Linked DNA regions of Homo sapiens: all the other regions are linked to region 1. The links are chromatin contacts, found by Hi-C or POLR2A ChIA-PET in ENCODE. All regions are on one chromosome and are shown on one strand. Each heading gives the region's core, a stretch centred on a gene start or an enhancer-like site at or near the end of the contact. The rest is flanking DNA. Distances are from core to core; before and after follow the strand shown.

What was found. A loop is a pair of places that touch in the nucleus more often than their neighbours do. ChIA-PET counts read pairs that join two places held with the same protein, here RNA polymerase II (POLR2A). Pooled maps may share reads with other maps.
Region 2: a pooled map shows a loop between it and region 1 (12-fold over the local background). The contact joins the promoter of APELA here to the promoter of TMA16 in region 1. A Hi-C loop is called at or near these places in 1 of 37 single-sample maps with no recorded cell type and 4 of 50 pooled maps. POLR2A ChIA-PET finds 5 or more read pairs at or near these places in 1 of 52 experiments (HEK293T).
Region 3: a map of OCI-LY7 shows a loop between it and region 1 (7-fold over the local background). The contact joins the promoter of FAM218A here to the promoter of TMA16 in region 1. A Hi-C loop is called at or near these places in 3 of 168 maps with a recorded cell type or tissue (OCI-LY7 and naive thymus-derived CD4-positive, alpha-beta T cell), 4 of 37 single-sample maps with no recorded cell type and 9 of 50 pooled maps. POLR2A ChIA-PET finds 5 or more read pairs at or near these places in 1 of 52 experiments (OCI-LY7).

The regions. Positions count from the first base shown.
Region 1 is chr4:163,493,115-163,497,362 of GRCh38, reverse strand. TMA16 (translation machinery associated 16 homolog) reads right to left here and starts at 2,673. Exons shown (of 7, transcript NM_018352.3): 1 at 2,559-2,673. The coding sequence starts at 2,561. LOC124900805 (a long non-coding RNA gene) reads left to right here and starts at 2,139. Exons shown (of 2, transcript XR_007058354.1): 1 at 2,139-2,201; 2 at 2,467-4,248. RefSeq lists enhancers at 2,097-2,246, 2,277-2,416, 1,880-2,782 and a cis regulatory region at 4,064-4,248.
Region 2 is chr4:164,875,915-164,880,082 of GRCh38, reverse strand. APELA (apelin receptor early endogenous ligand) reads right to left here and starts at 2,905. Exons shown (of 3, transcript NM_001297550.2): 1 at 2,676-2,905; 2 at 1,074-1,163. The coding sequence starts at 2,751. The coding sequence ends at 1,075.
Region 3 is chr4:164,954,855-164,958,888 of GRCh38, reverse strand. It overlaps FAM218A (family with sequence similarity 218 member A), which reads right to left and starts at 1,941. Exons shown (of 1, transcript NR_160935.1): 1 at 1-1,941. It also overlaps a transcript of TRIM61 not described here. RefSeq lists enhancers at 1,682-1,841, 2,142-2,191.

The sequences.
Region 1 (4,248 bases), core at 1,424-3,923:
TTAGTGTTTTAAACCATGTACAAGTAATATTGTCTCAAAAAGATTGGTATACTAGGTAGATTTCCATTAATGTTTTTCTTTAGTTTTACTAACTTTCAGGAGCAAGTTTTCACTAACAGATAATCTCTATGAGATGTATTAAGCTGATTTGTTGTTGTGGCTCACATTTATAGATGTAGTCCCCAAAACACACAATCTCTACCATTAAGGTAGTCAGTAACAGCTAATGCCCCACAGTAATGTGCATGGATAAATGCACGGAGGATGATGGCACACTTTTCAATGGTATATAGTCTAGCTAGGGAGGGAAAGAAGCACACACAAGCTCTATGACAGGTTTATATAAAAAGGAGTATACCCATGGGTGCCTAGTAGTATTGTATGAGCCATACTTAAAAATACTAAAATCCTGGCTGGGCACGGTGGCCCACACTTGTAATCACAGCACTTTGGGAGGCCAAGGCGGGTGGATCATTTGAGGTCAGGAGTTCGAGACCAGCCTGGCCAGTGTGGTGAAACCCTGTCTCATTTGAGGTCAGGGGTTCGAGACCAGCCTGGCCAATGTGGTGAAACCCTGTCTCTACTAAACATACAAAAATTAGCTGGGTGTGGTGGCTGGCACCTGTAACCCCAGCTACTCGGGAGGCTGAGGCAGGAGAATCACTTGAATCCAGGAGGCGGAGGTTGCAATGAGCCGCGATCATGCCACTGGACTCCACCCTGGGCAACAAGAGCAAAACACCGTCTCAAAAAAAAATAAAAAATAATAAACACTAAAAACCTTTTTAATGCAGCATAAAGAAGTGTTGAGTGGAATGGATTAATTTGAAAAGATTATTTATATATAACAGGTAAACTAAATTTTGATATAAAGATATGAACTTGCTAAGCTCCAGCAAAGATTTACAATAAGAGAACATTAATGAGCAAAGTAACAAGGATGAACAACTATAAGCTGTACACTGTTACTATTTATATAACTAAAGTTAATAACAATAACATTTACTAAGTGCCAGGCACTAGACTAAGCACTTTACATTTAATTTCCACAATTCTATGAGGTAGGTACTATTGTTATCCCAATTAAACAGATGGGAGGTTAAGTAATTTTGCCAAGATGGCAACTCAGGGAAAGACAGGTGCCCAACTCTGTCCTTTGGGACCACATTCTGAGCTGTACTGAAAGAGGATGCAGCAAAACCACTAATGAGGTTATATCAAAAAAAAATGACAGAGCCAGAAATGAGCCAATGAAAACAGGTTCATATGCCACTCTTTTGACTTCTATGCCAAAGCAACGTACTTCTACTATACAGCCTGATAAAAAGTGAAGCTCTGATAGTCAAGGACAACTACAGTCAAATACCAATCTATCTCCCCAATCACTCAAACACAATGAGATGTAATTGCTTTCATATTCCACTCTGAAAAGGGGAAAAAAACTAACACTATAAAGAGTTGGAAATCCCACAAGCAAAGTGACAAGCAAACACTGAATTTACACAAATGTGTACAATCTAAAGTACAAAATATGCGTCAGCAGTGGATCAAAATAAAGCACAAAAAACTCGCGAAACAACGAAAGAACCAGACTGTAAGACAAAAATGGCATACAATGAAAAGAGAAAAAAATGAAAAGAAACAAAGAGGCCACATTGTGGACACAATATCGTAACTTCTGACCAGATTATAAACTTTTAAAATTTTGCTTTTATTAAAAATTAATTGAAAAAAATTTATAAAGCATGTTTCTATGCAAGAATTACTCTCAAGAACACAACGATTACGTAAAAAATAGGCAAGAAACAACATACTGTTTCAAAATACAAATATATGTAGTAACTATAAAGAAAAGTAGTGAAATTATAAATACAAAACTTAGATAATGTTTGCTTCTTAAGGTTTCCTGAAAGTTCAAAGAAGGTAACACAGGGCTTTCAAAGGCTATGTTTTATTTCTTAAAACTACAAAATGGGTAAACGAGAATTCCTGAAACTGTTCATCTTTACACTTGAAATGTGCTTTAGTAACACTCTTTTGTATCTACTCAGTTTTTAATAAAAACAACAAAACTGCTTCAGTGCCCTGGAGCGAATGGGGGCGTAACGGCAGGATTCAGGGCACTAACGAGAGGTGAACGGACGCCGAGGAAGAGGCGACTAAGCCCACATACTGAGTCTACCCAGGCCAGAGAGGCAGAGGTGTGTAGGGCCAGCGATCTCAGAAGTTTTGCCAAACTCCTCGATGCGTTACAATGGAAAGGTGCCGGGTTTCCCCCAGGAAGTAGTGACTAGCGAGAAGTTAGGCACAAGGCAAAGAGGAGCAAGGCGACGTGTGAGCACTTCAGCACTCGGACGCGGAACTCTAAGGTCCAGGCGTTGGGCCTGGGACTCGCCTCCCAGAGGCTTCGCCCCGCACCCCGCACACTCCCTGAAAATAAACACTTTGCATCCTCCCCTCTCCTAGGTTCCCGAAACCGCACCCTCCCTCTCTGCCTGCTCAACAAGAGCCTTCCGGGGAACCAACCGAGCGGTTCGGGGGAGCAGGAGGGGGCCCACCATGGTGACGTCCTCGTGGCCACGGAGCAGCTCCGCACTCTAGACCCAGGTAATCTCACCAACCGCAGGAGCAGCAGCTCACAAGAGCACCCGGGCCGAATCCCACGTGGCGCCTGAGAAGCCCGCGCCGACCCAACCGGAACAGGAGAGGCGAGTGCGTTTCTCTAAAGCGTCCCCGTTAACTGAGACCGCGTCTTTTTCGCCCGTGTTGGGCTTTTAAGCTCTAGCCCAACGGACAGCCAGACCTGCGTGCTCGCCGGGAGCGGCGGAAGGGAGCTTGCGGCGGGAGGCTGAACTCTGCCTGGTGCTGAGTGCGAGGCTGGGGATTGGAGCCCGGGTGGAGACGCTACACGCTTCCGGCCCCAAGAGCGGAGCTTGCCCATCTGTCCCAGAGCACGACTCCAGAGCGCAGCAACCTCTTCAGACAAGAGGTTCCCTCTTGCGGGCTCCCGCATCTCAGGGGCTGGGACCCTCTCAAAAGGGCCGCTCGGTGTTGGCTCCCCGGAGCTCTTGCACGGCACAGGCTCCTGCCCTCCGCTTTTCCACGTACTAGATTACCTTGGGCAAGTCCTTTCCTGCACTGAGTCTTTTTTTGCCCTGCCCTGCCCTGCCCTGCCCTGCCCCGCCCCGCCCCTCTTCTCTTTCCTTTCTTTTCTTTTCTTCTTTCCCTCTTTCCCGCCTTCCCTCATTCCCTCTTTCTTTCTTCCTCCCGGGTTCAAGCGATTCTCCTGCCTCAGCCTCCCGAACAGCTGGAATTACAGGCCTCCGCCACCACGCCCGGCTAATTTTTTTTTTTTTTTTTTTTTTTTGTATTTTTAGTAGAGACGGGGTTTCGCCGTGTTGGCCAGGCTGGTCTCGAACTCCTGATCTCAGGTGATCCGTCCGCCTCGGCCTCCCAAAGTGCTGAGATTACAGGCCTGAGCCACCACGCCCGGCCGAGTCTTAGTTTCTTTATCCGGAAAGGCCACTTCCTCATATTCAAGGCCTCTGCCAACCCAGTTTTTGTTTTCTTCTCACAGCATGTGAGAGTCTTTGTTTCACCCATACATGTTAGAATTCCGTAGACAATGTAATCATTCAAAAACTATTTATTGAATGCCTACTGTGTGCCTGGTACTGGGGATACTCCAACAATATCCCTCACTCAGCTCATTTTCCAGGGGATGGAGGCATGTAAAAATATTATTTCAAATAATATAAGTACTCTAATAAAAATTAGCTGGCGGGGGCATGTAGAAAAGCTGTTTTACACATGGTGGTCTCTATAAAGTCCTCTTTTAGAAGTGATAATTGAGCAGAGACCGGAATTGTAAGAGAAAACTAGGCATGGGAAGAAGCTCCAGGCAGGGTGAAGCTGGTGTGCCTTGATATGTGTGTGCAGCTGTTAACAGTTGAGGGTAGTTGGCTAGGTCCTTGGCGTTTTGAACAAATAATTGGACAAAACACACAAATAAAGCAAGGCAGCGAAAGCAGAGATTTATTTTAAATGAAAGTACACTACTCCACTGCGTGGAAGCAGGCTGTGGCAAGCTGCTCAAAAGCACAGGTTGCAGAATTTTCTGGGGTTTAAATACCTTCTAGAGGTTTCCCATTGGTCTTCCACAAGTCTGATTGGTTGAGGAAGGGGACCAATCTGAGGCACTTTCATTTTTCAACTGCCACACAGAAAAAGAAGGGCTTGCAACTGCCA
Region 2 (4,168 bases), core at 1,656-4,155, 1.4 Mb before region 1:
ATGAATTAATGAGCTTGAAATACTTACAATGGAATGCCAAACTGTGTATTTTTTAGTATGAAGTGACTTAAACTTGGACAGTGTTTGAAGTTAACTGATTCAAGCAGTATTACCAGTAATTGTGGTGGTCTAACATTATTTAACAAGTGTAAAAACAAGAAAAGGGAGGAGCAAAACTCTACCAGAATTTATCCTTAAGATGTGACTATCAAGATCACTACTATTGGTGAGGCTGGAAAGCTGCCATTTTATTAGTGTTAACTTTACTTTATCTATTAAAAGAAATATTTTCAGAAAAAATAAATAAACCCTGAGGGCAAATAATAGTTGAATAGGAATATGAAGTGTGGTGGCTTACATCTGAAATTCCAGCACTTTGGAAGGCCAAGGCGGGTGGATCACTTGAGGCTAGGAGTTCGAGACCAGCCTGCGCAAAATGGGGAACCCTCATCTCTACAAAAAATACAAAAATTACCCAGGAGTGGTGGCGCATGCCTGTAGTCCCAGCTACTTGGGGGGCTGAGGTGGGAGGATCACTTGAGCCCGGGAGGTTGAGGCTGCAATGAGCTGGGATCACATCATTACACTCCAGCCTGGGTGACAGAGCAAGACCCTGGGGGAGAGGGGAGAGGTAAGAGGAGAGAGGAGGAGAGGAGGAGAGGAGGAGAAGAAAAGAAACCCCGAAGTATTGATGGTAGTTCATTGCTGGTATGGGGCTGTTGGGTGAATACATCCAAATGCTTTCATACACACTGGTCTTAATAGGGGAATCGGCTCGTTCTGCATAACATCCGCAATAATATTAGCCCCCAAATAGCTGTTACTCAGATTCAACAGTTATCAAGATTTTCCTACATTGTCCTCATCTGTCTAATTTTCTTCCTTAACTATTAAAGCAATTCTCAAAAGTCATGTCATTCATTTAACTCTTTCATTTATTGGTATGCATCTCTTAAGTCTTGACATTGCCATAAGCCATTATCACATATTACAAACTGTGAAGAAACATTTCCTGGTATATCTAATTTGGAACACTGCCTAAATGTAGCGAATCTATTTTCTGTCAGAAATACCTCAGGGAAAGGGTACTCGTGAATGGAGAGGCATACATCTCCTCTGAAGGCAATTGTGTTTGCGCAGTTTTCTTCTCATGGTCAAATTAACTGAAGGAAAAAGAGAGAAGTATTAGGAGCATTTTTCAGAGGCTTAATTGTTGTTTAATCTAGACAATGCAAACATATTTTGGAGCCAAACTAGATTGTGGTTATTTGCCATTTGTTCAAATGTGATTATAAAATTAAAAACCAATGTGATGCATATACACAAGGGGTGTTCCTAACAGTTAATGTTAATAGCAAGATCTTCTTTTACTCCTATTTTTTTAACTCCATCGTTGAGCAACATAGCAACATCTTAATAGTAATATCCTCCTCCTTTTGAATGATTTTTTCCTAAATGCTCCTAGACCTTTTATTTTATGTAGTAAATTAATCACAAATATTTTGTAAGAACATTGTCAAAGCTACTGTGTATTTCTGAAAAGTATAAATGGTTTGAATAGTGACTGCTGTAAACAATGAGAAGGGATCAAGCTGCTTTCTCAGAGTTGCTGAATTGGAACTTTTTTCTTACTTATGTAAAAGCACAGACCAGGGGACATCATTCGAAATAAACTCACAGTGATCAAACTTCTAATTCACTAAAAAGCAAAGTCTGAATTTTTAACAAGTGATGCATCGTTTTCTGTTCTAACTGAAGAAGTATATTATCAAGTGAATAATTTAACATATTTGGATGTAAATATTACCACCTTTTTATTTAAAGTTGGGTTTGTGGTTCAGAAAACTTTAACTTTCTAATTTCTTTCTTTCTTTCTTTCTTTCTTTTTTCTGTTTCTTTCTTTCTTTCTTTCTCTCTTCTTTTCTCTCTTTTCTTTCTTTTTTTTTTCAAACTTACTGGTTCTTTGAAATCTTAGCTGTTTGGTTTTGAAGTAAAAGTACATTAGAATACTTTTGTGTACTAAATTTCTGTTGGTTAAGTACAATATACTTGATATCATCTTTGAAAACATGTCAAGTAAATTAATATTATGTATCTTTATCATACATATTTTTGATGCTTTTTAGCTGTATAAGCATAATAATAAAAACTGCACTTATTTGTTTTAAGTGACATGCCTAGTTACATAATTAGAAATGACAGCTATTGACCTGTTTTAAGATTTAATCTGCATTTTGTTGCATTATGCTTTTTGTATGTTAATTCAGCCCCTACTCTGGGCAGCAACATACTTTTTAAATAAACTGCTTTGGAGTTTGCATTTTACCTAAAAATCTATACATTTATTTACCTTTATAATGAATAGACGAACACTTCTGTTTCATTTTACTTGTAAAGACAACATAATCTGCAATAGCTTAGAGATCTATTTTCTTGGCATTTAGGAAAAATAGTGGTAAAATACTTATCATTTCAAAGTCCAGATGTTTTTAAAATATTGAAATAATAGACCCAACAGGATAGATAGCATACTTTCAAAATCCTACACATTTATCCCCAATACTACTAACTGCAAGCACACCTAAGTGGTTTTCAGATAAACACAATCATGCTCAGAGACCCAGGGATGCAAACAGGCAAAACAAGTTACTTGTACAAATGTATCAAAGGCCTACCTGGTCTCTGTCCGCTGATAAGGAGAAGACTCATAATAAAAATAAAAAATGCAAAAAGGAATTGCTGAAATCTCATTTTCCTACCGCACAAAAGTAGAGCAATGACTCTCAATGTAAACCAAACGATCTGTAAATAGTCTGTGCAATATCTGTGTGGCTGTCTTCACATTCTAGTGACAAACCTCAGAGAACTGCCAGCTGTGTTTTGCAGGAAGGTTAATGATCACATTAGACAAAGTTGCCGGTGCTCTGTGCTGTGGTCAGAGCCTCCCTCAGCCTCAAACCCCTCCTCCACTCCTCTTCTCCTTTCTCCTCGGCCACTCCCCTTTATTTCCATAAGCAAATATTGGTGAAATAAACCATTCAAGCATGCTATAACTTTAGTGGAAGTGTACTCCAAAAGCTCCAAGAAGAGAATGACTTAAATTCAATCTGGATATGAAGAAATACGTAAAACAAGACGTGACACTGCCTCCTCCCCTTACCATTTGCATCTGTTTAAACTTTGCCCATATTGGTCCCACATGCAGAAACCAGTGGAAATGACAGGAAGTCTCTCTTTTGTCTTTTTCAGAAGGAATTCTGAAGCTCTAACATAAGAGTCCCAAATGCTTTGTGGCAGAACATGTGCTGAAATGCTTTATCTTTACCAAACTTACTGCAAAGTAGTGCCTGTTTACACGAACTCTCCAAATTGCCTAATTCACTGGGTTTGTAACAGTAAAGATTTTTGGAATTTAGAATGTTTTGAAATAAATCTGCAAAACATATACATTTATATTAATATTTTGTAAAGTGCAGTTTTAAAAGTAACAGATTATTTTCATCTGCAAATGTCCAGGATTTTAAAAAAGGAAGTTCAGGCAAGCCACAAACTCATGAAATCTGTGTTCGGTTAAAAATTTATATGTGGTGGAATACCAGGCTAACATACCACAGTCACAGAAATTGGAGATGGAGAAAACAAGTCTTAGTTCATCTCCCAGTGAATTCAGAAAACACAAAAACAGTCTAGCCTTGTCTTTTACACACATGCACCAAGATCTCTTTTTGTTTCAAGTGCTCCCTTATATATCAGATACAGCTGTTATAAATGGAAATGACTATACTTATTATGTAAGTATAATAAATTCCATTTATAACATCCATATCGAACATATTTTAGGTAAAATGCAAAATGCCAAAAGAATAGTATAGGTATGCCTTGAAACACAAGTACAGCCAAAGTACTAGCTCTAAAGCATGTGTAATTTGTTTTGAACCATTAGGAATTTTGTTGTATTTGGCTTCTTTAGACTCAGGTAGTTGGTACATAACCTTGGGGCTTCCTGAGGTTTGAATTTAATGCACAATTTGTCTTGATTTTATAAGTCAATCTGTAAATTTCCCTGCCTGTCTAGTTAGGCATGAAGTTTATAATAGGCGATGGCATACAAAAATTCTTAAATTCACTTTATTGAAGTCTTGAGAATATATTGACCTGTTTGGGGACT
Region 3 (4,034 bases), core at 692-3,191, 1.5 Mb before region 1:
ATTAGACATATTACAGTTATGAAGAAATAGCAAGGTCACTGGAATAAATCATGCCTCTGTTTAACAGGAATTTGGTGTAGGATGGCATGACCCAGGAGGTTTTTGTTTTTATATAAGCCTGTTTTGTTGCTGGAATGAACTAATAGCTCTCTACATAATTTTGATAAAATTCATAATGTGGGAAGCATTGAATTATTGACTGTGTAATACCATCTTTCATCTTAGAATATCAAAAGTACTTTACAATTTATTCCCATTACATCTCTGAAGAGTAGGCATTTCTAATACTGTTTTATTGATAGTTGCTAAAATAATGAAAGAAAAAAACTTTCTTCTGCTTGTAAGTGGCAGACAATTCAGAATTGAAGAGCTCCTCTCCTAAATAATACAAAATAGCTTTCAAATAATTCATCCTTCATAATCTATTACTGTACAGGTTATAAGAGGTTAGAAATCATACCCAGTGTGAAACACAGCCTAAGTAGTTTCATAAAAATATCACTTGAAGAAAAGATTTCAGACCTGGCATTCAAGTCATAAGATTAAACCTCATCCCCTTCATTGTCCAGAACAAATCCTAACATTACTGGGTCTTACTTTTAATAGAACGATTGCCACTCTATGTAGTGTAATTACTTTGGCAAAGTTATTACATTTCTATAGCTGAAAACTAAAGCATGAATCCTATTGTGATGGCGTCTTTTTCCATCTCCTGGGAAGACAATTCTAACAAACAACTCTATTATATCTATCCAGTTTGATTTTGTCCTCTTTCTCTTCCTCCTGGTAATAACAGCCTTAATCTTTTTTGGATCATGAGTTTTTGTGGTGTCTTTCCAAATCGCACTGTATTCTATCTTTAGAGATACAAGATTATGACTTGCTGTTTCAGAATCTAGAGTCAGATCTATGTAAAATGAATTAAGAATGTTTTGTCGACCATAATGTTGTGGCAGAAGTCTAGAATCATCATCCCTTGTTAAAATGGAAAAGCTCATAAAGTTTTTGTCTTAATACCTGTTATTGATACATACCCTTATATCAGTTACTAATTATTTGAGTGAATAGTTTACTCTGCTATCTCACTTATTAGAGCTTTAAATAAGAAAATATGGTCTGAAAGTTTTGTTTTCATCTAGTGTGCGTATCATATCCTATTCTTTATATTTTCAGGTTTTCAGAACTGCATCTTATTCATTTTCCGAATAAAGCACAAAGTGCTCAAAATCAGAGTTTAATCTCTTCCTCTAATATTCGACTATCTTCGGTAGCATTCATGTATTTTTAGTTAACATAACGATTGGTTTAGTTTTGGCTTATTTAAAGCATTTTACACTTGCTGTTTCAGATGTCAGATGTCCCCTGTGAGCTTCTTCCTTGAGGCAGCCTGCTCTATAGGACAGGTGAGCCCAGCGGGAGCCAGCCCACTGCAGACCCAAACCCTCTAGTCCTTGTCACAAAAAGAGGCTGGGACCTGATGGTGGTTCTCTTCCTGACTTTTCCTGGTGGTCCTTCTGACTTGGAGTGGCCTGGCAATTTCGGTGGCGTGACAGCCGGAATGCTGCCACTAAAATTCCTCTCTGGGCACCATGAGCGGCTGACAGGGCACGCGGAGAAAACGATTCGCTTCTCCCAGGATTGGTGGAGCGACCGCTGTTGGACGAATGTGGTCGTCCCTGGATGTCTGAGCAAAGAGACACTGCCATGGCGGCCGCCGGTCAGCGTATAAGGTCTGTTAGGGAGACCCGAAGCCCTGCACCAGGAACGCAGTTTGGCTCGCCCAGCCCACCCTGCAGGGCTGGCTCTCCAGGCGCTGGGTCCGGGGAGAAGAGGACAGCTGCCCCGCCGCACCGCGCATCCTTCCATCCACTGTGGTACATGGCGCTGCCCCGGTCTCCAACGTCGCGCCACACCTTCACGGTCTCACCCGGAAGTCGAAGCCCAGAGACGGTGCCGGCCGCACCCAATCACTGCTCTGCCGCTCCGACTTCCGCTACGGACTCGCCCAGCCTCCTGGGAGAAACGCTGCAGTGCTTGGGGTGCTGAAGCCCCTTGAGAGCCTTGTGTTCTGTGAGAAAGTTGCATTCTGAAGGAACCTCAGCTGTTTGCTTTGCTCTTCTGCCACCCAACCCTACCTGTGCCAGACTGAGGGCTCTCCCTGCCCCGCCTTAACAGAAGAGAATTCCAGTTGCTGTTTTAATTTATTGAATCTTATTTATAACTGGTTGGAGAAAAATATGGTTATAATTCCCACTGAACAGCTTATTAAAAGTTACAGTAACACTATGATAATTGAGATATTGTCTTTTAGGGAATAAATAATGAAATTATAAGATGAAATATACAGATGAAATTATAAGATGTCTGGGAATTTACTCCATTGGCAGGAGAAGTTGCTGGGGTTATAAAGATTGTTAATTCAAATGATAGAAATTGGTTTCTTTTTATGTGTACGTTCTTCATAATGTTCTCTCTACTATTATGGATGTATGAAATACTCCACAATTTAAAAGCTTCCTTTTATACCCGGCATGGAAGCTCATGCCTGTAATCCCAGCACTTTGGTAGGCTGAGGTGGGCGGATCACATGAGCTCTGGAGTTTGAGACCAGCCAGGCCAACATGGTGAAACCCTGTCTGTACAAAAAATACAAAAATTAGCCGGACATGTTGGCCCGCCCCTGTGGTCCCAGCTACTCCGGAGGCTGAGGTGGGAGAATCGCTTGAACCTGGGGAGTTGAGGTTGCAGTGAGCCAGGATGGCGCCACTGCACCTCAGTCTGGACGACAGAACGAGAGCTTGTCTCAAAAAAATAAATAAACGAAAGATTTATTTCAAAAGGCTAATCATGTTTCAGCGTTATCAATGCCTCGTTCCAGAAAAGCTCATTTCTCTTACTCTTTTCTTTGAGCCGCCTCCCCGTTTTCAGTCCGCCTCAGGGCTCTCAGATTCTGTCTCCTTTGTCTTCCTCCTCACAGTTGTCCCTAATCTTAATCGATTTTCCATCCTCTACCAATTTCCTGTCTACACCCTCTTTAATCTCATAAAACTGCCAAATTAGTTTAAATCGGGATTGAGGAAAGAGCGAGACTAGGCATTGTGCTTCCATCTGGGTGTGTGTGTCTTGTGTGTGGATCCCAGGCCTGGTCTCAGATTACCTGAGTCATCTGGGGCTGGTCCCTGATATCCTCTCTTCATCCTTTTGTGGTCACATGAAGACAAGGAAAATCAACCTCAATTTCCCTTTAAGTTTTCTGTAAATATAAACACCAATAAAGACATATCTTCTGGAAAACTTGTTTTTTTTTTTTTTTTTTTTTTGAGACTGAATCTCTCTTAGTCACCCAGGCTGGACTGCAGTGGCAAGTTCGTAGCTCACTGTAGCCTCAAACTCTTGACCTCAAGCAATCTTCCTGCCTGGGCCTCCCACACTACTCGGGTTGCAGTCTTGAGCCATTGAGCTCAGCCTGGAAAAAATTTTTTAAAACATAGGATTTGGTGTGGCACAGAACTCAATATATTCCAAGAATGGTTTGTGTTTCTGATTCTTCTGTTGACTGTTTAATGGTAGATATGCTGATTATGCAGAACAGTTCAGACATAATTAGATGTAATTAGGGCAAACCAGCATGAGGCCCCTTATGAGAAGTCCAAATCTGTGATTGTCATACAACATACAAAAGAACTGTCTCATATACGATGTCAGAGTAAAGAGTGAACCAAATAGGTTATGTGTAGGACATGTGTATACTACTATAATACCATAATAATTTTTTTTTTTTTTTTTTTTGAGATGGAGTCTCCTTCTGTCACCAGGCTGGAGTGCAGTTGCACGATCTCGGCTCACTTCAACCTCCGCCTCCCGGGATCAAGCGATTCTTCTGCCTCTGGCTCCTGAGTAGCTGGGACTACAGGTGCCCTCCACCATGCCCAGCTAACTTCTGTATTTCTAGTAGAGACAGGGTTTCATCATGTTGGCCAGATGGTCTCGATCTCTTGACCTTGTGATCTGCCTGCCTTGGCCTCCCAAAGTGC